2 separate regions of the Homo sapiens genome follow, and region 2 is linked to region 1. A link is a loop called in an ENCODE intact Hi-C map of the cell type or tissue named here. Cell type or tissue: GM12878. All regions are shown on one strand. Each heading gives the region's core, and the rest is flanking DNA. Links, peaks and the distances in the headings are about the cores only.

The links. A loop is a pair of places that touch in the nucleus more often than their neighbours do. Peaks named below come from ENCODE experiments on the same cell type or tissue, not always from the same donor. Only the 100,000 strongest peaks of a DNase experiment are listed, where the experiment ranks them.
Region 2: a loop joins it to region 1, with 2.3 times the contacts of the local background. A loop is called at or near these places in 1 of 110 quality-filtered maps.

Annotation. Positions count from the first base shown.
Region 1 is chr2:185,783,229-185,796,520 of GRCh38, reverse strand. It overlaps FSIP2 (fibrous sheath interacting protein 2), which reads right to left. Exons shown (of 23, transcript NM_173651.4): 15 at 10,233-10,269; 16 at 1-7,878. It overlaps FSIP2-AS1 (FSIP2 antisense RNA 1), which reads left to right. Exons shown (of 3, transcript NR_144453.1): 2 at 7,578-7,755; 3 at 12,391-12,830. Among named protein-coding and RNA genes, the nearest start is that of FSIP2-AS1, 10 kb to the left of the region's middle. In GM12878, for the core only: no CTCF peak of the experiment used is centred there; a DNase peak (open chromatin) is centred at 5,929.
Region 2 is chr2:186,437,902-186,451,193 of GRCh38, reverse strand. No RefSeq gene overlaps it. Among named protein-coding and RNA genes, the nearest start is that of ZC3H15, 42 kb to the left of the region's middle. In GM12878, for the core only: no CTCF peak of the experiment used is centred there; no DNase peak of the experiment used is centred there.

The DNA of each region.
Region 1 (13,292 bases), core at 2,875-10,874:
CTGGTCCATTAGTGTGCCAATGATCTCACTTGCTACAATGTTCTCTTTCAATATGCTAATTGAAGATGGTTCCATTTGGCTTATTTCGTTGTCTAGCTTGTTCTTAATTACAGCAAGCATGTCACTGATGATATTAACAGCATATGTAAGTAATTGTGAATGGAATGAATGAACCCGTAGAAGGATATTCTGTATGTTTTCCTTGAAATTAATAGTATTTGACTCGGATTTATCAGAAAACATTTTCAGTGGTTGTAATTTTGGCAACATTTTTTTGTTTAACAGTTTCTGTTGGATAGAAGAAAGGTTTTCTATAGGCATTTTCACAATTTCAGAAAACTCATATTTGGAGATATGTTTAAACTGCAAGTCCACAAATGACTCTAACATGTTTAAAACCGTTTCTACAATCTCTTGAACAATTTGGTTGCTGGAGCCCACAGAAATTTGGTCTTTTGTCTTTGTGTTATAGATTGGTAAACTGCTGAGGCTATGCTTGTTTGGAAAACCATATTTACTTTTAGCAGTAATGTGTTCTTTACTGTTTGATAGAGTTTCTTCACTATCTGGAGTGGGAATTTGGGACAGAAAGCATAGCTGTAGTTTTTCAAGTAGCATTTCAACAATTTCCCTTCCAAACATATTAATTTGTGCTTTAGTATCCTCGGCTCTAGTAGAAGCTCCTTTAAAATGATTATAAAACCTGCTTTCACAATTCTCAAGAGGGGGCAAATTTAAAAGTGAAAGAGAATATTCTAATTCTTTTGCTTTTATTGAAATTTCAGTCAAAACATTTTCAGCTATCATCAATAGCTTACATTTTTCATTTTCCTTGTCATTTGATTCTGTTTGCCACTTGTCAAACAATTTTTTAAATATACCTTCTCTAGGAAAAATGTGCTCTAGCTGTGAAGAAACATTCTCCAAGTAAAAACATGCTTGTTGTTTAGGAAGGGATCCTGTGCCTATATTCCCCTGTGAAAGTCTGAGATGTGAGGATTTCATCGGGTAAGCCAAATTGCAGTTATTGGTAACATATAATTCTTGCAAAACTGTATTAACTATTTTACCTGCTGCTATGATTTGATCAGATGGTAAAGCTTTGGTTTGCTTTACCTTTCCAAATTCCTTCACAATTGTTTCTAGGATGTTAATTATTATATCCTTGGCATATATTTTTAGTTCTGAAGTGGGCAATTTTGTGTCCAGTAAATTTTTGGCATCTCCAGCTGACATGATGTGTGACAACCCAATGGCAGTCTTGGATCTGCTGTCTTTTAGGGTCTTCTCTCCAGGACCTAACTTGGTTTTGCTTTTGGCCTTAGCAGCACTCAGTCCTAAGTGTGTTTTTTTTGTAAATTTAGGCAAAGTGGTAATTTTTGATCTTGTTTTTAAATGTGCTTTAAAGCATGGCTTAGGGTTGTCCTTAGGGCTCACCTTTAAAGGAAGTGAGACAAAATTTGTGATCTTATTGAGAACCATTTGAATTAAGTCTTTCTTCACTTGCAATGGTAAATATGGCAAAAGAGTGTTTTCCATCACAGAGATATTTTGACTGTCGACATAAGAATAAGCCTGTGATATCGCATATCTAGGGGAATTACTTATTTTTCCTGCTTGTTTAGTTTCTCTAAACCTTAATGGTTTCATTAGTAAGGAATCATTGTGGTCAGATATTTCAACTTCTGTCCTACTTTTATTATTTTCATATAATGATGTCACAACTACCAAGTACATTTTCCCCAAAACACTTTCAACTATGTCATTTGCTACACTGTTAATATGTGATTGAAAACTGTTTTTCTGTGTTGTGTCTGATGTTTTAATCTTAGAATTAGATATAAAGTTGGCAGTTTCATTAAGTGGAGGCAAATGGCCTGTGACTTCCCTTACTCTTTGATACAACTTATTCAAAAGTTCTTCCACTGCAATGAGCAGTTCACCTTTTTCTTTGTTTTTTGATTCTCCATTTCTCATAAATATTTCTTCCAAAACAATTATCTGCCTTTTGTTTTCCAATATCATTTGGTTTTGCTCTAATGGATACTTTGTAAATAGAGATTGTTTGGTACTTCTTTCCTTCTCTTTGTGACCCAGCAATATTTCATTTGATAAAGCTAATTGTGAAAAGTTAGAATTTTCTTTTGAATTAAAACAAATTTCCTTTACAGATCTTTTATCATCTAACATCTTTAACATACTGTCAACAATTTCACTCACAATGATGTTTTCTTGGAACAAAATATTGTTTTGATATGGATATATCTTTTGAATTTCTAAGTCTAAGTCATTTTTAATAAGCTTCAAAATGGCACTGGCAATGACGTCAGCATATGTCTTAAGCCTAGCTTGCGATAGGTGAATTGTGGATCCAAGTTTTTCTCTGCGACCAACAAAAGTGAAATCTGTAAGCTCTTGGCTGAGAATGGTTTCAGTTGCTGATATTTTCAGGACATTTACATCTGATTCCACTTGGCTTGAATCATAAAAGATGCTGTCATTTTGTTTACAATTTTCCAATTCTGGGATAACAAATGACTTTTCTTTACTTTGGAAAGCAAGGGTAATTAATGAATCTATTCTTTCTGTGGCAAAAGATTCCAAACGTTTAAAAATAGTTTTAGTAATGAAGTTAGCATTTTCCTCACATGAGTCAGTAGCAGATTTCTGAGTGTCTTCTTTCTCTACTACAGTTATCTGATTATCATCAGCATAAGCTGATTTCTGATTTCTTGAATATGAAAAACGCTCTGTTTTTCTTTCAGTTTTTGACCCCTTAAGAGGCTGTTGACAGTCTATTTTTGGAAACGTATCACAAAATGTCAGGGGCAATCTTGCAGAAGTAGGATTCTTTGCATTTATGACAAGCGTGGCAGCAGAACTGAGATTATGAAGAACAATATTCACTATATCATTGGATATCAAAATGACATCTGATTTAGGAACTGAAAGCTTAGGAATAATCTTATTTGCACCCTCCATGAACATTTCAGAATTTTCTTCTGAATGTTTATCAGCTATGCTACATTTCAGAGTGGGTGTGGCAAATGAGAGATTATTCTGAAACAGGGTTTTTTCATAAATATCACATAGGATACCTTCAATGGTATCTTGTATTTGAAGTTGAAGTACTTTTCGATATTTGGTCTCATTGAGCAGCTTTTCAATAACACCTTTTTGCTGATCTAAATCGATCTCTTTGTCAGAACTGTTTTTGTCACATTTGCCTTTACGTGATATAATGTCTAACAATGCGTTAACAATTTGACTTGCAATACTTTCAGAAATCCCAATGTCATGAGTTAAAAAAGGATTTTCCCTTTCTTTATCTAATTCCTGTTTGATTCCTTGTAAATTTCTTCTAGCCACTTGTAGTGCATAAGTATTTAATTTAGACAAAGACAGTTGGCACAAGTTGGTCTTTCCTGACTTGGTATGATCTACTGAGCAACAGGAAAATTGCTCATCAGAATATGAATCTTTGGCTGATAATGCTTTGCTCAATGTACTGTGATCTTGCTGAATAGGTAAAGCCACTGGAACTGTAAAGTTGACTTGAGAATAAAAGAGAGATTTTACTTTGGAAGTAGCAAAAGTTTCTAAATTTGTTAATATTGCCTGTACAATATCTTCAGCTAGATTTACCTTTGTCTCCTTGTCAGCAACGCTGAATCTAGACTGAAAAGTACATGGATTTTCATCCAAAGCCGTGACAGAGGACTTTCCTTTATAGGTGTGTTCATGAGAAGAAACATTTGCTGAAAAAGTGATAGTTTTATACCTATTTTCCCTTACATTTCTTTCTGTCATGGCAGCTGAATAAAGTTTGTGAAATACAGTCCTAACAATATTATCTGTTACTATGGTTATATCTGCTTCCGAAAGTAAAGGATCCATCATTTTATCCATAAATTGAACAGATGTTTGGGGAGTTGGCTCATCAACATTGTGAGGCATGCCATTAAAATTAGAGTGGGAGAGAGAAAGGACATTTAATTGATTGATTAAAGTACTTTGAAAAATTTCATTCAAAATATTTCTTATAATGGGAGCAATTGGAGATATATGTGGTTCTTTGAGTTTTACTTCAATTTTGTTTAAGGTTTTTTCGAGAGCCCATTGTTTAAGAGAACGTGTTTTCACTTCTTCTCTTTGTGGGGATCTCTCATCAATAATTTTTTTCGCTGTATATGCATCATCTTCTAGAAATGAATCTGATTCAGCTCCTCCAGGAAGACTTCCATATGTTGGCCTGTATCGATAAGTTTCAATGCCTCCCCCTTCAGATTCCATTTCATTAAACATATCGGAAGATACTGCATCTAAAATTAACTTGACTACATACTTAAGTATTTGAGTCTCAGGTGGTGGGTTTTCTACACTTGTCTTCAAATCTGATGAGGTCACATTTAATTCTGTTTGAATAACCTTCAAAATAGCACTTGATACCTTCTTTGCATGCATATATAAAGCAGACAGAAATGATGCTTCATGTGTGTCTCTGGAAATATTGGTGCTTTCATATTCCCAGCCTATCTTATTGCTTTTCTTATTTCCATCATTAATAGCACCCAAAATTTCTAAATGTCCGTTGGCAAACCCTTCCAGTTTAGCAAAAACCATATTAAGAATATCTGAAGCTACAGCTTTTAGTTTATTTGGATGCATTTCTTTTGTGCTTGGTGTTTTGGAAGACACAGGAGCAACAGGTTTTGCCTTGCTTTTAGTCTCTTCTTTATTGTCCTCCTGAACCCTTCTGGAAACTATGCTGGAGATTATTTTGGTGGATTTGGCCATTTTCTCAATAATTGAAGCAAATGATGGGTTGTCAATGTCAAGAGACTCTGAGATAGCTTTTAATCCACAACTTGCAAAACTGGTATCCATGTCAACACCACATAATTTTGCAAGGATATAATCCAAAATTGCTTTAGAAATTAACTGAATATTAGACTGCAATGCAGCAGCCATTTTCTGATTCTTATTGGTCATCTCTCTGCTTTGTTGACTACAAGATAGCTGAGAATGAAGATGGGTCCCCAGGAGCTTGCTTAACATTTCATGTAGTGTTTCCCCAATTCTTTCTAACACTTGCAATTTTGCATTCTCTTTAATATGGTTTCCACCATTGACACTGTGGTGAGTACAAGGAGTAGCCAAATATTTGTGAAAAGATTTTTTATCTTGCCTATTTGGCAAAATGCTTTGTACATCAACACTGTCAGTTGCAGACTTTGGCTTACGAGAAGAGAGTGAAATGCTTCTTTGATGTGCATTTTCACTTGATAACAACATATCATAAATACAGGTTAATAATGGACTCGCCAAAATGTCATCATCAATACTCGTGACAAGAGATTCTAATTTTTTATCAGTATTAGCAAAAAATCCTTTATCTGTAAGGGATTTGGTATGGTCAATCTCCCTAAGATTTAGGTTTTCCTTGTGAAGTTCCAGTTCATTCTGGATAGCACATAAAACAATGTTTACTATTTTAGCTGTGTACTTACTAAGTTGAGATCGTAATGAAGATTTGAAGCCCATATGCAATTTTGGACAAATAAATGACTTCAGTCTTTTAAAAATTGTACGAATGATCTTATCATTAATGTCATCTACAGGTTTAGGTTCACTTTTTCCAGATTTTAACCAGGGAGGCTTTTCAGGATCAACGTCAAATAAAGATAAATATTTCATTTTCTTTTCACTGTCAAACCATGTTTTTAATGGGTATTTATTTGGTGCTTCTTTGACTATGTGTTCAGTGTCAGAATTATGTAAGGAAATCTGATGAACTGATGATGAAATGGAACTTTTAGTGGTATTGGAAATGTAGTTTGATGCCTTATGAAGTATGTTTAACACAGAATCTGTTATTTCTTGAGCCACTGTACTGATTTCTGAAACAGAAAACATCTGGTCTATCCATTCTTGATGTGACAGTCCTTGAGGCTTTTCTGAAACAAGAACTGAAGCTTCACTGCCAGTTTTGCTGTCTAAGTGACCAAAAGGAACGGAAGATATGTCCTTGAGCATTTCCTTTAAAATACTTGTGACTATGTTTTCTGAAGCCTTTTCTATTTGATGCTTTTGATCTTGGCTGAAAGTTGAAATGTCTTTATTCGAAGAAAGTTTTTTCTTTAAAATATCTTCATGATTAGTAGATGGTGGCTCAGTCTTTAATTCCCAATCATGAAATGCAGCTTTGCTTCTAGAACCAGGCTTTGTAGGTGGTTTGATATTTCTTTTGCATTCAAAACAAGTGTTTCCCTTTGTAAACCAATGATTAGGAATCTGTTCTTGTGATTTTACTTTTTCATCTTTGAAAGTTGAATCAAGCACATTTTTTACAATATTGTCTATTTCCTCATTTTCATCATCAGAATAAAGAACCATGCCTGGAACATTTATAGGTGGAAATGGTCTTCCAGACCTAGGACTATTTGATAATCTAGTGCCAGTGAGTCTGTACTTTTCTTTGGTGTCAGAAGGACTACTTATTCTAGGTTGCCTACTTTTTTGAAAACTTTCATTTACTGGTTCCTGATGGAGCTGAAAAAGGATGTCCTCAAGTAGCTGAAGGAGTACTACGGTTTCTTCAGATGCAATAATTCTCTCATTATTTAGTTCAGTTTGTATATAACCTAGTATAGCATTGATTGCTTCCTCTATATAAGCAACCAAAGAAGACTGGGAAAAAATATTTGATATTAAATTTTGTACTTCTTCATTGACAATTAAACTAGCTTCATCAGATTCAAGACTAGATTTATTTTTGCCAGCTCTTTGAAGGAACATACATATTGGGTCTGTCTTATGTTGCTGGCAGGAAAGCTTATTTGTGTCTTTAAGATGAAGAAATTCATTTTGCTTAAAAGAAACAAGAGTCATTAGCTTTTCTAAAATGGCATGCACCATGTCCTCTGCAATATCACACATTGGGTCCAAAGTATGAGGCATTGAATTTTTCAAAGGTTTTCCATTAGATGATGTGAGAAGTTCATCACTGGCTGCTAAACTTGGTTTAATGTCGACTGACAAATCTTGTGAAAACATCTCAACACATTTTTTCTCAACTGCAGACTCTAACTTCTCAAGCATATTTTCCACAATCTCAGAAGCAACTGAGGGAATATGAGCATTGGAAAGCAAGATTTCTTTTTCACGTTCACATTGTTCAACAAAAACTTCAGCAGTAACAGAAGAGAGAGAGGGAATGGCCTGGGTTAAATCAGACATTATTTCTCGCAAAATGCTTTCTAAAATCACTTCAGTTTCCCCTTTCAAGTAACATTTAAAGTTAACAAAAACATTTTTTAAATTCTTCATTTCATCCATGGCTTTTGCTGTTTTATCACAATGCAATGAACTCCCTAAGCTATCTGTTTCAGTGGTAGCATCCTTAGATTTTTTTGTGCCTGTTTCAAATGATGCTAAAAGGTGACTATCTGATTTACAACTTCTGAGCTTAGGGTATGAATATAGCAAGTTGGTTTTATTATATTTATGTTTAGAGATTATAGATTGTCCTTTTATGTGACATGTTTTCCCCACAACTGTTTTTTCCACATGTGCAGGAGGAGGTTTTATAGGTGTGGTTGGTCTCCTTACTGACGTGTCAACTACAAATGCACAGGGTTCTGCCTGAAATGTTTTAGTTGTTGCAGATGTGTAGCTTCTATATGTAAAGTCTTCACTGCACGTGCTACAGAAACTTGAACTATCTGAAGAGAGGATGGAGTCATCAGATACTGGGTATGTATTATTTTGCAATCTTTTTTCATACTTTGTGATGGCTGGGTACAATATACTGGTCACTGTAGCCACAACCCAGGTCATTACATTCTGAATTATAATATTCAGTTCTTCAGAAGTTACCTGGAAAGGAGGTAAGCAGAGATGAAAATAAAGTCATGTAACAACTTACTCTATGTTTTGGAGACAGAAGGTAACATTTAATTTTTATATCAATGTATTGGTGGAATACCATTATGGTTTATGAAAGAAAATAGTAAAGAAATATCAGTTTAGAAATTTAGAATTTAAGATGAATTTCTAGTTAGTTTATTCTGCACTACAGTGAAGTGTTTTTTTGTGTAAGATTTATTTTATTCACAGTCTCTCAGAAGTTTCTTTTTCCCCTGGCATTTATTATCAGTATAAATGATTTTTTTTTTGTTAAAAATATCACTAAATTGCTGTCTAGGCACACAACATGCAAATATTTTGGAAAGAAAATATGTGATGTTTATGATCCAGCTAATTTTTAAAGATACATTAAATATTTCTAACAAAACATTTCTCAAGACAGATCCAGTCAAAATATTTGGATGCTTTCAGAAACATCTGCCTAGCTGAGATGTGGGGAAGGAACATAAAGCATTTTCTCTCCCAGTCCCTGCTGAAAGGGTGAGCCTGTGGTCTATATATATAGGAATGACTAAAGTTAATTGTTAAGAATTATTTGATAGGCAAAAATAAAAGCTAATGCTTTATATAGATTGACGGGCTTTGTATCCAATAAAAGCGATAATACAAATAAATACAAATAATACAAATAAAATAAAAATAAAATAAAATAATACAAATAAATACAAATTGTCCTAGATAGGAAAGCTGAGAACAGATACTAAAGTAAGGTAACAAATTAAAATTTAGATAGAAAATAAAAGCCAAGCTAGATTTGGGAATCAAAGAGTAGGGAGGGCTGAGCAAGGTTAAGAAAGTTAGACTATTAATTTGTTTGAGCTGGAGCCAAGAACCAGATTTGAATAACCATTTCCTTAGTGACTAATGTTGCTGTCATAGATTTGAACTGGACCATGGGTAGAAATAAATGCATCTGTAGAATTCTATAAACCTCTATTTAGCAACTGCAAATATATTTTGTGCTTACAAAACTCATCTTACATATAATAAAGTAGTACTCTATTTTTAAGTTGTTAAAATTCTTAAAACATAGAGCTTGTAAACACAAGTAATTGGCAGAAAAGCTTAGAAGGCTGATATGTAGGTCTCAGTGTAAATATGATTCCTGTAACTAGGCTGCTAACACCCAAAATATTGCCTAAATTAGTCTGAAATTATCCATATTTCAGAGAAACATTCAAAGAAAAGTTAACATATATGTAGCACACTCTCTTCTGACTCACTTGAAAGCATTTGAGGAGCACCCCAGGAAAGGCCATTTTATTCAGCTGTAATCCCCAAATACACAAACATATTTTTAACTTATTGTATAAGCAATGGGTTAGTGGCATTAAACACATATTTTGAGATGACAATCTTATGTTGTAAAATACATGTCTTAAATAAATACAGTCTAAATCAAATACTTAAGAATCATACCTAAATGTTTATAGGAAGATAATTATTCTAAATCAACTACAACACATATAAATTATAAACTAAGACATTCAAAATATGTCATTTTTCTTATTACTGGAGATGATAAACAAAAACCTACATTATTACTCTTAGGTTAGTTACGGCGAAGAGATTCCAACCTCAATATATAAAAGAGGGATATATTTCTAACGTTTTCTTTGTAGTGAAATATGATAGATAGAATCCTAGTTTTTAATTGCTTTCTATTACAACATTAAGCTGAAAAAAATTCCCTTGGGTCAAAGCTTTTGTATTTGCTGCATATTCTATGAATTGAGCAAGTTTCCATGTTAAATAGCGTCTCAGAGCATGTGTTGTTCCTCAAATGCTTTCTCTTTCCTGACTTTTCGGTCTAGATCCAGAGTTAGGCCTCATAAAAATACACGATCTTATCTTTGCCTGTTCCAAGTCTCAGCTCATAGGTGACCAGGTCCCTTTTCACAAAACTACTGAAGACAGATCCAAGCATCTCAACTCACCTACTACTGAGTTCACCAGCAAGATCTGAAAGGCCTTATTGATTAATGGCTTCCCATGATATAATAGGCTTGTGGTATTTGATTCTCTTCCTATGATGGTTATAGATCCGTTAATATCTCACCATTCTATACCCATGAGACCTCGTCTTGAAGGGTCAATATTATCTTTTGATAACAATTTTGGACCACAGAAAAGTATAAGAATTAACTGAAAGTAGACTTCAATGAAGAAAAAGGGGCAAAAAGGAAGCCTAACAAATATCAATGGATGATTCCTATTACTTAGTTAACAAAATGTTTTCTATTATGATGCATCAGAAAGTATGACTAATATGTTGCTTTCTCGGTGGATTTTATGATACATACTTTTTCTTGCAAGCAATTTTGCAGCAAGTTCTGTTGCCTGTAAAGAAAGGTTGATCATTTAGTTATTACATAGAGTCAAAAATTTATAAAACTTTTCCCAAAATTTCTAATTATTGAAATCATTTTGTTGTATCTAAGATTTTTTCTCTAGAAATTCAAAATGAAGAATACACTGTTTTTTCCAACCCCCCTATTTCACTTCCTCCTTAGACTGGCCTCTAGTTTCGGAAATGTGCTTTATTACCCAGGGGTACAGAATTATAGCTGCTGCATAAACAGTGTATCTTTCTGATCCTTATACTTCCAACACACCTTAGCCATGCCTACATTGTGTTTCTCTGAAAATGGATATAGGATTTGCAGGAAGTGGGCAGATGAGTCCCTTCTGACTGCTAAAAGCCCTGATGGAGTAGCAAGGCATCTGACCAGGACTTTCTGATAATCCTTTATTTACTCGTTCAAATGCCATAGTTCCACTGTCCTCTCCCCATATTCCACAGTAGGAAGAAAATATGTGAATGCTTATTCAGTAACTATGGGTTAAAATCATAAGTTTCTAGCTATATTTAATACCAATTTAGATGCATTCCTTTTATGTGTATGACAATATTCTATCATGTGTTGTTAGATTTACCGTCACACACTAATGAAATAAAAACACAGTTTTCTAAATTGCAAAAAAGAATAGCTCAATCATAAAAATAATAGAAAAATAAATATTAAAATCTAAAACTGAAGTCTGATTTATTTTTGTATATTTTTGCTGATTTGTACTGCTGCTTTTCTTCTTTCTACTTTCTTAAGAAAATTGGCACTCCTTTCTAGGCCTGCACTCTACATGATCAAATTTACATTTCCCCCTAGGGATATAATTCAATTTTGAGAAATAGCCAGACTGAAAACTATATCCTGTATTTTGGCAGAAAAGAAAAGAAACTTCACTGGGTTCAGTTCATAAAATGGGCTTCATGACAATAGTCTACCCTTAGATTTGTACCTTTTGGCAGTATTCAACTAGGAGCATGAAAGCTGATGTCAGTGACATGTTCTCTATCATTTGTCCTAATTTGTTTTTCTAAGATCTGGTTTCTTAGGTCAACTCAAGTTTCCACAGGTTTTCCTCTTAGATATTCTGCAACCTAATGCATTCAGATTCACTTTTCTGTTTTCTTCATGTTATATCATTGGCACAAAACATAACTAACTCAAGGAGTTCTATGTATTCATTGGTAGCAGTTCCCAATAGACTTTTTGCTCCAAAAGCATACAAACAGCACGAAAGTGCAAAGGCCTACAGGTAAAATTAGTCAGGAAACTGAAAAAGCTTCATTGATGACTATTAGAAAACAATTTTATTAACCAGATAAAGCATGGCATCAGCAGAAATGGCAGGGTAAGTATCTTGAGAAATTCATTCCTCCAAAAAAGTAAGAAGTAAACTGGCGAAAGAAAAATGATGAGAATTATAGTTTCTGGGGCTCTAATTAATTAAAGGCTTGCAACATTCCAGAGAGCACTTATTTAGGAAAAACAGTGAATCTAGGTAATAGCAGTGGGTTTTGGTGTTTTAACTTGTCTTATTTTCATCCACTTTCTCCAGCTTCATAATATCCTTGAAAAATAATACCCTGAAATCATAGCAACATAGTTTTATCTTGGTATCTGCCTAAAAACTAGCATTATAGTTTGAACATAGTAGGTTCTCAATAAATGTTTGATAAATAAATTCCTATTTAAAGTCTTTCGGATCTGTGACTACTTCTCTCTAATCCCAAATGAAGCCTTTGCAGGCCACTAATAGCTTTTGGGAGCTGGTTCTGAGTTTCTTTCTTTCAATTTTTCCTATATATTGGTGTCAAAGTTATTCATTGTGTATGCTAATTTGACCATTACACCCCCACTAAAAACCATCAGACTATTACCCAATAAATAAACTACAAGTTTTAACCACAGTCTTCAGGGTAGTAGATTTATTGCCTTCTTCACTGTTACTCCTTATACCTTCCCTGTAATACAAAGTTACTTATCACCTGAGTGCAACCCTTAATTGCTGCAACTTTACTCCCACTGCTGTCATATTTACTTTATTTTCATTCCCTTGGTACTGAATTTTCCTCTCAATTTTATAAATCTTTTGTAACATTAAACAAATGATCAGGAACAAGAAGACTAAGCAATAAGTGAGAAAAGAAATGATGGAATAGATGTGAGGCTTCCACAGCAAACTCCTGTAAAACCTGCAGTTAAACCTGAGCAAGAGGAATGTGACATATGTGTCTTTGCTCTTTATTTGGATCTGTGTGTATGCTCTTGGAGCAGTGGCGAAGAAGCTCCAGGTAAGGTATAGAGTTCTTTATTTTTCATCAAGCTAAGATTTTTAATGAAACAATATCCAAAATGCTTGCTATGAAAGATTCAAGTGATTTTTGTAGTTCTACATTCTTGGGTAGGAGAAGATAAAAAATGCAGTTATTACAACTATATTATGAGCCTCTTCTAACCTTTTCTTTAAAGAGGTAGGTATTTATATTTCTAATAAATAAAAACGTTTGTATCAAATAAGTAAAATAAACAATGTTATTTTACATATGGTCTACACACGGTCATCAAGTTTTATTGCTTTGAACTAGACAAGCCAGTTTCCTTCCTTCTGCATCTTTTACAGTGTTATGTATCATATGAATACTCAATAAGTCAAACAAACTGATATTTATCAGTCTTAAAGTAAAAATTATTATTTCAGGAAGCCTTGTCTGAACATGTCAATATCATTTGCCATCATGCACCACTTATTTTACTCAATCATCTTCATAGGAATTTGGGGTTTGTAAAGTCTATCCTAGACTTCATTTGGCTTGTTCATTTTTAAAAAAGATGATGGCATTGGGTGTAAAATAATACAAAGCTCACTGCCATTACTTAGATTCATGTTTTCCTCTCTTTCTTTTCTTGAGTTGAGAAAAACAGATATAAACATCAACAAAATAGGTGGTCACTAAGGTTTGAAGAATGAAAAGTCCCTGGGCTTAACAACTATCTCTTCTAAGTGCCATAATTTCC
Region 2 (13,292 bases), core at 3,053-11,052, 650 kb before region 1:
ATATATTATCCCATTGAGTATCAACACACATTATCTAGCAGAGCCCACATCATCCAAATTTGAACTATACACATTTAGGCAATAATAACTATGTCATGCAGCATAATGCAACTATATCTTAAATGTAAAAATATACTCACCATCTCCCCAAAAAGGAGACACAAAGCATTTCTTGTAGGTGCTAATTTCTCTTCTAGCTTACTCACAATGTCACCAGGATATTCTGTAAACTAAATGCTAAATTGAAACAATTCATTTTGTTAGATGTTAATCCTTAAAAAAGCCTACAAACCTTGCATATTGTCTTTCTAACCCAGTTTTCCATTCTCATTCCACACTGTGCTTTGCCTCTCACTGCTTCCTGCAGCCATGCAGGCTTTCCTTGACTTTATTGTGTTCCCCAAGCTGGCTCTACCCCAGACGTTGCACATGCTCTTTCTGATGTTCTAAGTGAATGTAACCTTTTTTTTTTTTTTTTTTTTTTTTTCGAGACAATCTCTCTTTGTCGCCCAGGCTGGAGTGCAGTAGTGCAATCTCAGCTCATTGCAACCTGTGCCTCCTGGGTCCAAGGAATTCTCGTCCTTCAGCCTCCCAAGTAGCTGGGACTACAGGCGTGTGCCACCATGCCAAGCTAATTTTTGTACTTTTAGTGGAGACAGGGTTTCGCCATGTTGGTCAGGCTGGTGTTAGACTCCTGGCCTCAAGTGATTTGCCTGCCTCAGCCTCTCAAAGTGCTGGGATTACAGGCTTGAGACACTGTGCCTGGCCCCATCTTCTTCTTCAATTAACTTTTACATCTTATCACAAGGACCATTTCCTCAGGAGGCTTCATCTGACCCTGTGATTAAGCCAAAGTCCCTTAATGTGTGTGTTTACATACATATATATGTATGCATACATATACATAAAGCATCTCTCTCTCTCTCAGCATATATATATATATATATATATATATATATATATAATTTCATAATGTTTCATTTTGTACTTCTTCATGATTGGTTGGTTGATTATTTTTCTTCTCATCATATGTACCTTGATAACATGATCATTTATATTTGTTATATTTTTGCTATTATACCCCCAGCACTGAGTATAGTGTATAGTGTCTAGTACATGTAAGAATCTCAATAAATTTGTTAAATGGATAAATGCAAAGGATATTTTATGAAAAGAATTATAAGGATTACTGACATTTGCATCATAAACTGTATGATGTTATTATTACATATTACCTTATCTTAGAATTATATTTTTCTCAAGACGTGCTTGTTAGTTGTGATTCTCAGTAATTCCAGAAAGGATACTTTTACCATTTTATCATCACTTAGTTGTAGTTTTTAAATTAATACTATTTTTGGGTTTAAATTATAAATCATTGATATTTTATTGTCATTTTATCAATGACTTACCAATTTTCAGTGGTTTACCTAATCCAATAGAATGCAGCAATGCATACGAGCATTAGCAAGAATTTTGATCCATAATATTGCAATAGTTAGACTTAAAAGCACAAATCGATTCTTGTGTAAAATGAATTATTTATAGCTCTCTTGCTGAAGAATGTACATAATGCTCCCAAAATTTGTTTGTAAATCAAATTTCAGATAAATTAGCTGTGGGTGATTGTCCCAGTTTAATTGGTTTCAGAATATTTGAGAACCATTTCATTTAGAGGGGTTTAAGTTGTGTCTTATTTATCTTTGTGTTCCCCAGATCTAATAGAAATCTGGGTGCTTACTAGCTGGATCATATTTCAAAGGCCAGTCCAAGTTTATGGATTGGTACATGTGGTGACTCTAATTTGGCTTAAGTAACACTCTAATTTTCTTCTGAGTCAGCAATCAAGAATACAAAGGTTATATACCACCAGTTGGATATACATGAATGAATAAGCTCCTCCATATTTCCATAGTTTCTCATGGAGATGTGCCCTTAGTCTATCACTATTAGGTTAATCAGGATATAACACATCATAACTTGAAAGAGACACACAGTATATGTTCAGTGAATTCAAACTTTTTATTCCTTATTCTATAATCAGAATGAATTTTCCATACTTTTACTAGTAAACATATGTAATACTGTACATACAATGAGTACATGTAATAGTGTGCATGTATACATTAATACTATATGTAACAGTTTAGTGTTTATGATTTTAAAGAAGGCATTTCTTATGGATACTAGTCATTAATAAATACTCTTCATTGGGGAAATAAAGTGCATACTTTATTGTTTGTGTGTGTGTGTGTGTGTGTGTGTGTGTGTGTGTGTGTTTTTGCGACAGCATCTTGCTCTGTTGCCAAGGCTCGAGTGCAGTGGCATAACCCTGGCTCACTGCAACCTCCACCTCCTGGGTTCAAGCGATTGTCCTGCCACAGCCTCCTGAGTAGCTGGGACTACAGGCTGGCCTGTAGCCAGGCCATGCCTAGCTAACTTTTATATTTTTAGTAGAGACGGTGTTTTGCCATGTCGGCCAGGCTGGTCTCGAACTCCTGATCTCAAGTGATCAGCCTGTCTTGCCTCCCAAAGTGCTGGGATTACAGGCTTGAGCCACCATGCCTGGCTTTTTTGGTTTTAAGTACATGTCGTTTTGATTAACTGAAATTATACTTTTGATTACATCTTAGTTGATTGAAATTTGATGTGATTGTAAAGTTGTAAATGTTTATACTTTCCTTAAAACTCACAGAAGATATAGTTTGTATGACTGAATAGATTTGGGCATTTTTAATGTAATTTAAATAATTAGATAAAGGGCACATCTGGAACATAAGGATCTACCATAACTTGAGGATGGTACTGGATTGAAAATACAATATTGGTGGGAAAATTTGATAAACCTTAACACAATTTTCTTCGCCAACATAATGCCATGTGAGTCAAATAAATTTTTTTGTTTTCGATTGTTTTTACGTTTATTTTGAATATTCTATATTGCTTATTTCATGGTATATAAAGAAATTGAGCAAGATATTACAAGGTTTATTTTCCCCTTTGGATTAAACTTTAAAGCATAATACTTAAAGTAATAGAAAACTGACATTTGTAGCTGTCTTTTGTGCCCCTGTGTATGTGGTCTGGTCTAGACATGGAGGTCAATATTCTCAGCAACCTTTGATAAACTCTTCATTTTCAAAAATACCCTCTGAAGAAGGTACCAGAGTAGTCTTTACACATAGCCATCTGTTTTGAGCCTCTATAATGTAGAAAATATAGGAAAATATTTTTGCAATTTTGGGGTCAAATATTTCTTACACAAGGCACAGAAAGCACAAACCATAAAAGGATAAGATGATAAGTTAGACTTCATAAAAGTTGAAAACTTATGCTCATCAAAGAAACACCATTAAGAAAATAAGTAGGCATTTATATTCTTGAGAAAACATATACCATACATAGATTTTAAAAAGGATTTTATCAGAATATTTAAATAATTTCTAAAACTCAGTAATAGCTTTTGTGTTTAAACCTATGGTCTTTTTCAAATTATGTTTGAGTATTGTGAGAGATGTATTTGAAGTTGTTTTTTCCCCTCATATGGATATCCAGTTGTTTCAATACCTTTTGTTGAAATGACTTTCCTTTTGGTGTCTTTGTAAAAAGTGACTATATAATTGTGTGTCTATTTCTGGACTCTTAATTCTATTCCACTGACCTATTTGTCTATCCTTATGCAACATTACTGTGTCTTGGATACTATAACTTTTAGAATAAGTTTTGACATCAGGTAATGTGAATACTCCAATTTTGTTCTTATTTTTCAAGATAATTTTGGCTATTTTGAGTTCTTTGTATTTTCATATAGATTTTACAAAGTGTTTTGTCAGTTTGCACAAAAAGGAAACTGCTGTGCTCTGCTGGGGCTCCACATCTTTGTGCAATGATTTGGAAGGTGCCTCCAGATTGAACCACTGGTGATTGTGGGACTCACCTTATGGTGTACCCTTATGTCACAGGTTATAGTTCTCTGATACCTGTTGTCAAACATCTCACTTTGATGCTTCATATATTTTGTAAAGTTTTATAGTTGTTTCAAGCTGGATAGTTAATACAGTGCCAGTTATTCAGTCATAGTTGGAAACAGAAATTATACATAGAATTTTACACCCAGAATTCTATACAAAATGTAGGAGAATATTATATAGGAAATATGACTTGTTCTTATGTTTTTCTTCAACAGTTCAGAAATGTAGATTGGAACTATGATAATATAATACTATGTAAACAGAAAGTGCTATTTAACACAGAAGTTTAAAAACATCAAGTGAATTTTTGGTTGAATAAATGGATATTGTTTTGCCTGATCAGAATTTTATTTTTTGTTTATTGACCACTTAGGTTGTCATTTGAACAATTTCTCTTTAATTTTCTTAATTAATTAAAGGTGGACAATTAACTCTTTTGGGAAACTTTAGAAATGAGTGTGGCATTTTGATGAAAAGTCTGTTTTAAATCTGCTTTACGTAAATGCTCTTTTTTTGTGTTTGTGTGTCTTTAGTACCAATTGCAACAGGCCATTATTCAATGGGTCCAACAGTTTGAGAATGTAGTGGATGGCCCAGCTGGATTTCAGTGTGTACTATACCTGTGTAATTATGGGGAAAATATCTCTCACTTGAGACAGAAATTTAATTCCATTATTTGAAGCCATGAGATTAGATATTTCCTATGCATCAGTTAAAATCGTCTAATTTCTAAAAAAAGTATGTAGAGTATGCAAGGATTTGCCTTTACTTAAGTATTTATGACTTTATTTTCTTTGTTTTTGTAGAGACAGGGTCTTGCTCTGTTGCTCAGGCTGGAGTGGAGTGGCGTGATCATAGCTCACCACAGCCTCCAACTCCTGGGTACAAGGGATACTCCCAGCCTCCCAAGTAGCTAGAACTACAAGTGTGTGCCACCATGCCCAGCTAATTTAAAAATATTTTTGTAGAGATGAGGTCTTGCTATGTTGCCCAGGCAGGTTTGGAACTCCTGGCATCAAGCAATCCTCCCACCTCAGCCTCCTAAAGTGCTGGGATTATACCTTTGAGCCATCACGCCCAGCCTATGACCTTATTTTTATCAATACACAATATATTTAAAGGTCTTAGACACACACACAAATTTACAAAAACACGCAAAGAATTATGAAGAACTGTCAAATGTTAAGTTTATTAAAGTGTGGCAAGTCAGTTGATTTGGCTTGAAGTATGATCAAAAGTGTTTTTTGATAGTTTCTGAAGAAATCATAATATTGTCAACTTAGGGAAATAAAGAAACTTAAATATATTAGAATAACTAAACATAAACTACAATTGTTTATTGAGTTACTAAATAATCCAGAACTTCTATGGGCCACAAAAGTATTATTCTGACATTCTAATGGTTATTTTATTCTTTGTTTAGTTTTGGCAGCTAACTATGGATCCACCTACATGTCAGTGTTAAGGCATTGACTCTTTCCCTCCCTGACCTAACTCCCATACAGAGTTACGCAATATTGAAAATCTTTTTCTCATTGCGATCATATACAATTTTGTGCTCCTTTACAGCCAATGGTTCCAGCAAGGGAATGGGAAATATGAGAGCACGAAGATAATGGGTTTAGGAGAAAATTTGAAAGTAAAATAAATAGGTCCTTGTGGCCAAATTAAATAGGACCTCGTGAATTTTAAATTCCCTCAATTTAATGTTGAGGAAATGAATAAAAAAAAGAAGAGAAGAGATAGTACATTCTAACTTTCACCTATTTGTTTATTCATTTACTTAACAAACATTGATTGAGTTTGTACTATGTCTCATTTAGCATGTCAAAGCTCTGGGAATAAAAGATGACTGAAACAGGATTCTTTTCCCTAGGAAGGTCACAGTCTGATAGAGGAGGTAAAAACACATCCAGTCAACTATAACACAATGTGATATATTAAGCTTTTACTCTGCCACCATTATATTTAATGTACTGAGGGAAGACAAATGAGTGAACAACTAATTATATTGGGGAAAGTATTTGGGAAGACTCTAGAGAAGATGTAACAATTGTCTTTAATATTAAAAAATGATCTTTCTAAGGAGAGATATGTGGCAAAGATGGTTCAGGTAAAGAATGGAGGGAGCAATGTAAAAGGTGTGAAGTGCAAGGCATAGTTGGAAAAAGGGAAATCATTTGGTATAAACAAATTTAAAGAATATGTTGAAGGAGTCATGGAGGATGAAACTGAAAAGCTAAATTGTGACCAGGTTGCAATAATGTAAAAATGTTTGAATTTTACCTTGTAAGTTACTGACAATCATGAGAGATTTCTAAAAGGGGAGTAACAGGAACAGAGTTATACTTTCATTAATAACTTTAGGGGTAGGATAGGTTAGGGATGATTAATAGTATAGGCAAGATAGTGGAGCAAGAAATGATGGGGAAATGGGTAAGGCATAGGATAGATTTAAAATACAATTTGAAAGTAGTTACCTATTGCTGCAAAAATAATGACCTCTAAATGGCTTAAAATGACAAGAAATCTTTATGTTCTCACACCCTTCCTATGAGGCAGGAATTCAGGAGCAGCTTAGCTGGTTGGTCCTGGCTTCAGTTTCTTCATGTGGTTGCTGTTACATGTCAGCCAAGCTGCAGTCATTTAACAGCTTGACTAGGGCTAGAGGATTCTCTTTTAAGATGGCTCAATCATATAGCAGAAAAGTTGGTGCTGGAAATTGGCAAGAGGCTTAGGTTCTTTGCTCCAAGGACCTCTCCATAGGGCTATTGGAGTTTCCCCCAAATGCATGATGAGCAGCTTCTCTCAAAGTGAGTAATGCAGGAGAAAGAAGGCTTTCGTGACTTGGCCTCGGACATCGCACTCTGTGATTTCTGCAATATTCTATTGGTATCACAATTCAGTTCTACCTAGTGTAGGGAAAAACACAGGGGTGTGAATTCCAGTGCTGAGGTTCACTGGGAGCAGTCGTGGGGCTTGGCTCCCACAACTTTATCCTGAACATGTCAATCTGTCTCTTTGTGTGAGTCAGTTCTATAGTTTTTTCATAAAGGCAGGAATTGCTACTCACAATAGCAACTACTCTTATTGCACTGGTCTATTCATGAATGCATAATAAATGCTTCTGTAATTTCTAGCAAGTGAGAAAGGTGCGGTGAATTTAGCTATTGTCCAGACTTCAGGCAGCAGGGAGAATGGGATTGGCCGCTGTCATTGTCACAAAGCTTGTTAGCCCTAGACAACAGAGTAAGTGGGAGAGAGATTCATTTTAAGCAACATCCAAGTAACAAGAGTATCTATAGGGGAAAATACATGCTACTTTGATCTTTTGCTGAGATATCTTTCCCTTCTGTCTCTGGGCTAGGAACCTAGATTGGTGCAAAGGTCAGTTTCTTATGGCAAAGGACAGGATGAAGGTGTCATTCTAGGCTTTTAGAATGTGTATGTGTTTATGCATGCGCTTGAAGTATTTTAAACACTCTTCTTATGTGTTTTAAGTATTTAAAATCCAGGAAACAAGTGATATAGTGCTCACTCTTTACTCTTGCTCTCCTAACATGCATATTTTATCTATTTAAAGCTATTTGGAGATCATTTTCCACTCCTGCATTTAAGAGTTGTATGTATATATATATGTACTTTCTCTTTCCATGCCCTTAAATTCTCATTTAGGAATACCTCTTGGACACTCAGTCATTCTTACAGAGAAAATAGTGAGACAGAGTTTTAAAAATATTTATTTTCAAATGTGAAATAGAACCTATTATATGAGTCCATTTTCACACTGTTATGAAGAAATACCTGAGACTGGGTAATTTACAAAGAAAAGAGTTTTAATTGACTCACAGTTCTGCATGGCTGGAGAGGCCTCAGGAAACTTAGAATCATGGTGGAAGGCACCTCTTCACAGGGTAGCAGGAGAGAAAATGAGTGCCTACTGAAGGGGAGAGCCCTTTATAAAACCTTCAGATCTCGTGAGAACTCACTCACTATCACGAGAACAGCACTGGGGGAAATCTGCCCCCATTAATCAATTATGTCCTACCAGGTCCCTCCCACAACACATAGGGATTATGGGATTGCAATTCAAGAGAAGATTTGGGTTGGGACACAAAGCCAAACCATATCACATGTTCTAGAGACATCTCTTAACGGTTACACAAAAACCTAACTGAATAATTGAGGTCATGCCATCCTGCAATAAAAATGTTAATAGGCTTTTAAACACATTGAAATGTGCATTGTCCAGATGCTTTCAGGCATAATTGCAATGACATTGGGATCTTATTCTGAGTTGGCAATGTGCTGCAATTATTTTTTTAAGTCAGCAGCATTTAATTGATTTGAAGATTATTCCTGTGTTTGATATTTGGATGAGATTGACAAATACCCATTTTTCTAGAATAACGTTTTAATGCAAATTTTTTATGACAGAGTGTCTGTGATGCCAAATGTTGCTCTTATTTTCCACAAGAGAGCATAATTATGATTTTACATCACTAAAATTATTTCACATTTTTGATTAAAGTTGGCTTGCTTTCTGTCAATGCAGTTGAAAAATGAAGTTTATTGATATATTGTAAAAGTATTTCACTGGTTAGTGTTTCCACACAGAAATTATCAAATAAAACAATGCCAGTGAAGACTGTTTTGGGCAATAAAGTTTAGAATATATGTATGTACCTTTTTCAAACAACGTGAATGTCATCATGAAAATTACAACAGTTTATTAAGGATAGCTTTTTAAAGTGATGTTGTAGAAAGAGACTGGATAAGACACAAAAACGATGAGAAAAACACTTTCAGTCCTAAATTCATTATTTGTTAGTGTGGTTTTTAAGTAAGTCATTTTACATCTTTACTTTCAGTTCTATCCTGTGTGTCTTGAGATTAATAAATGTACTTTATAATCATTGTGAGGATTAAATGAGCTAATATATGAAATAATTTTAGTATACAGCCTAGAAATATTAGCATGTGATAAATATTTATTTCTGTTTCTAAATTTTCTTCATTCTTGCCTTCTAGTTGAAAAGTATATTAGATAATGGGTAAATCTAAGAAAACATGTTGCAACAAGAAAAAAATTTTGTGTAATTGTGTGTGCTCAGTTATTTCAGCTGAGGAACTAATTTTGCCAGTAGATGTAATTTGCTTAGGACTAAACAAAAGTTTATCCTGTGAGCTATTTTGAACAATTTTATTATAAGAATTATTTATTTTATGGAAGAATCTTATATAAAATATTTAAAGTAGGATCCACATGGCGGCCAACAAGATTATAATGATAATATTAATAATAAATCTGAATTCCTTTATATGAGACGAGATTGGCAATTGTCTTCAGCTCCCAACATTTCCTATTGTCTTAGTGGCCACCTTTTCTCCTTTGTATTACCTTAATGGTTCATGTAAATATTTGTTGTTTGTGATTTCAAGCATCAGAATAAGCTTCCATCCTAAGGATTTATCTTTGGCAAGATAATTTCCTTTTCCTAAGTGGAAATTGCCTGCTAGAGAGTCAGCAATAGTAACACAAATTCATATACCTGTCTTCATCTACTATTTTCAAAAGCCCAAAGAAACAGTAACAACAACAAAAACAATACCTGATTATACCAAAACAGAAAAGAGCAAAACAAATCAACTTTGACCTAAATAGAGAAAAATAATCCTCCCTCTTTTTTAGCTTCAGAATGATAGCATGCTTCCTAAAGCCCTACCATAAATAGCATTATTTTCAACATGGCCAATTTTCTAATATACCAATACTCATATAAAACAGGGATCTTAGAAATCAGCAGTTTCAGTTCCAGGTCTTCTGAAAGCTCATATAATTCTTCTGAATTTTTACCGACAGCTTTGGGGATTGTACTTTTGATGGTAGGGCCAGCTTTTCTTACAAATTTTTCCTTTCCTTTAATTTGAAAATAATATTTACTACAAATGCTTTGGTTTCTTATTATAATTGCCATCATACAGTTAATGAAAACTAAATTTTATTATTATAACACCTAACTATGAACCTCAAATTCAGACTGTCTTGGTTTGTTTTTTTGCAAAAGTGGTGTAAGTTCCCCAACAATCTGATCATTGAATTTATACTTACTCTTTACCCAAAGTTAAACATATCTTAATTGGACAGTGTCCTAATAAAATAGTGTTAGGTATTATATCCAGTCTCTCAATGCTCATCAGGATTTATTCTCATGCTTATTTTACTATACTTGCTTTTCTATTTTTTTTTTTGCCTTTTTAATCTTCTCATGTTTGCCTTCAAATGAGTAAGAAGATGGAGTGTGGGTGATAAAATGAGAGGAGTCCAGGTGTTTCATTAATATGAAGGACATTCCACTACTTAAAAAAAAAAGTTTGTGATTTGAGATCAAATGGGGAAGATAAAGTTGAAAAGTGCTGACATGTTATCAAATCATCAGCATTATGAAACAGCAGGTACCAGAGCCGTTCTAGATATTCATTTATGTTGACACTTTTAGGACACAAGGGAGAGAGTGTGGCTGTCAGTTATCTCATTTTGTTACTTTTGTAAAAGATCTGCTGATTCTTTGGGTATAGCTCTGGTGTCATTTCAAGTTTTTCCTGGCTCTAAGCATCACGTCATCGCCCTGGCATCCTGTGCCTATCTCTAACTGTACTATTTCCTTTCTTCTCAATTTATGTGACTTTTTTCAAGATACTTCAGTATTTTATCTCATTAAGCAGCAACAACATTCACATTCATGTATAAACAGGAAATAATTTTGTTCCTTCATTTCATCAAAAGCCATGTGTTGAAGATTCCTTTATTTTCTTTTTATAATACTCCATTATGTGTATATACCATATTTTGTTTACCCATTCATCTATAAATGAACACTTGGGTTTACTTGTGTTTCTTTTCTTTTTTTTAATTATACTTCAAGTTTTGGGGTACATGTGCACAACATGCAGGTTTGTTACATATGTATACATGTGCCATGTTGGTGTGCTGCACCCATTAACTCGTCATTTAACATTAGGTATATCTCCTAATGCTATCCCTCCCCGCTTCCCCCACCCCAGATTCCTTTATTTTCTAATGCAGGCACTGGGGTATAAAACCTAATAAAATATGGTACATAGACTGAGGAGAGTGGCCATTTCTTCTGCTGTCCTCTGTCTCCAAAGAAATGGAGGAAGTAAAAACTGAAAAATAACAGACTGATCAGCGCCACTGGCCAGGTCTGTCGGTTAAAGATTAACCCCCACCCTAACCACTTGTGCTATCTATAGATCACAGACAATGGTATGGAGAAATACTTGCCTTGCTCACCACCCCCACCTAGTCATGCACCCCATGCTTGCTCAATCTATCACGACCCTGTCACGTGGACCCCTTAGAGCTGTAAGCCCTTAAAAGGGCCAGGAACTCTTTCTTCGGGGAGCTTGGTTCTTGAGATGCAAGTCTGCTGATGCTCCTGTCTGAATAAAGCCTCTTCCTTCTTTAACCCATTGTCTGAGGGGTTTTGCCTGCAGCTTGTCCTGCTACAAGACAATTCAATGTGCAAGGTAAAAAGTGCTGATAATGACGAGTAAAGTGATACAGGTTACAGAAGATGGGCATTCATATCACTTAGGGCAGTGGTGGTTCTCAATCTTGGTCGCACATTGTAATCACCTGGGGAGGTGCTAAAATCTCTATCTCCAGGCGCTACCCAATACCAGTTAAATCTGAATCTCAGAGGGTGGGGCTCAGGACCCAATATTATTTTTAAAGCTTTCTAAGTGATTCCAATGTGAGACCAAGTTTGAGAACCACCAGTCTGGATATTGAAATATGAATTCCCAGGAGAGTTGAGTCTTGAGGTTTTCTTTTTAGAAGTATGAAGAAGCAGAGAATGTCATAATAGGAAGAAAGGGTATCTTTTTAAAGAGTCAAAAGACTAAAAAACAACATGACAAATTTAGGCAACTCACAAGTTATTCAGTATGGTAAAAGGAAAGACAGTGAATAGAATGTGTAAGGTTTGAGGGAAGGGTAGGCAAAAAACTAATCTTCAAGGACTTTGACCTATTTATTTCCAATATAAATGATTGTCATAGCAACAAGGTGGGCACAGGAAAAAGGAAGTGAGTTTAGTGTAGTGAGAAAGGAATAGAAAAAGAGACATGGAACAGTAGAAGTGGCTGGCTGTGAGGAAGAAATGTAAAACCAAAGTGGATAGGCTAGCACCCCATGGAAGGAGCCAGAAGATGAAATGATCAAAGGAAGAAGGATGGGTTGGGGAATGGGGTAAGACAATTTTTGATTGAGGTAGGTCAGGTTTGATATTCAGTATTAAAACTAGACTTAGAATGAGTGTTTCATTTTGTGAATCTCATGGTGTGGATTGGGGGGGCTGGAAAATAGGGTAGAAGGAACTAGATAAGAAGGTGCATATCCTCTGTTACCTGACTGGAGGGATCTGCGCTCAGTTTTCAGGCATGGAGAATCACCTGGGCTGAGGAGTAGATAGTGAGGTTGCTACTTATTGCTTACTTTAATACTCAGGGATTGAAATCCATGTTTCCATATCTCTTCATGCTCTCTACTCTGCATTTCCCCCACATCTCCTGTACATCAGTCTGAATATGGAGAGGAACCATACACCTATTTCTAAATCCAATTTGCTATTGGAGAAGAAACTCCTACACATGATTGCTTAAACAAGACTTTCTGTGATTCATGGCATGGACACAGCTGAGCATATAGAGAATAGGCTATCATTATTCAAACATGGAGGCATATGGAGATTGATAGTGGTAGATTCTCACTGACCCATTGACTTCTTTTATAGGATTACATAACGAGAACTATGGTTTGCATTTGGAAAGGGCATCTCTCTTACATGGGATATAGTTTGTAGCCATGCAAAAGAGACTATCAATTATTCATAGAAGGTTGTTGATCACACCCTCAGGCTGACTTGCATGAATGAATGGGCTGATTTAACTGATTAACCATAGACAAGTACTGGTAAATACACCAGCAGTCTGTCACCTAGGCTGGAGTACAGTGACATGATCTTGGCTCACTGCAACCTCTGTGTCAGGTTCTAACTGATGTCTGAGGGGAGTCAGCGGGGCAAATGGAGGTAGCTGGAAAACCACTCGAGGAATAGTAGACAGTTTTGACATGGCTTTACCCTTTCTCTGGGCATGAGCAAGCTCTATGTACAGCATCAGCAACGTAGTTATACGTTTTAGAGACAATAGTGGTGCCGAGTCAAGCATGAGCTCATCTGGGTGATCACCTAAGGCACCTCACGTGGCATGGTTACATAATGTGTGGGGTTGTGC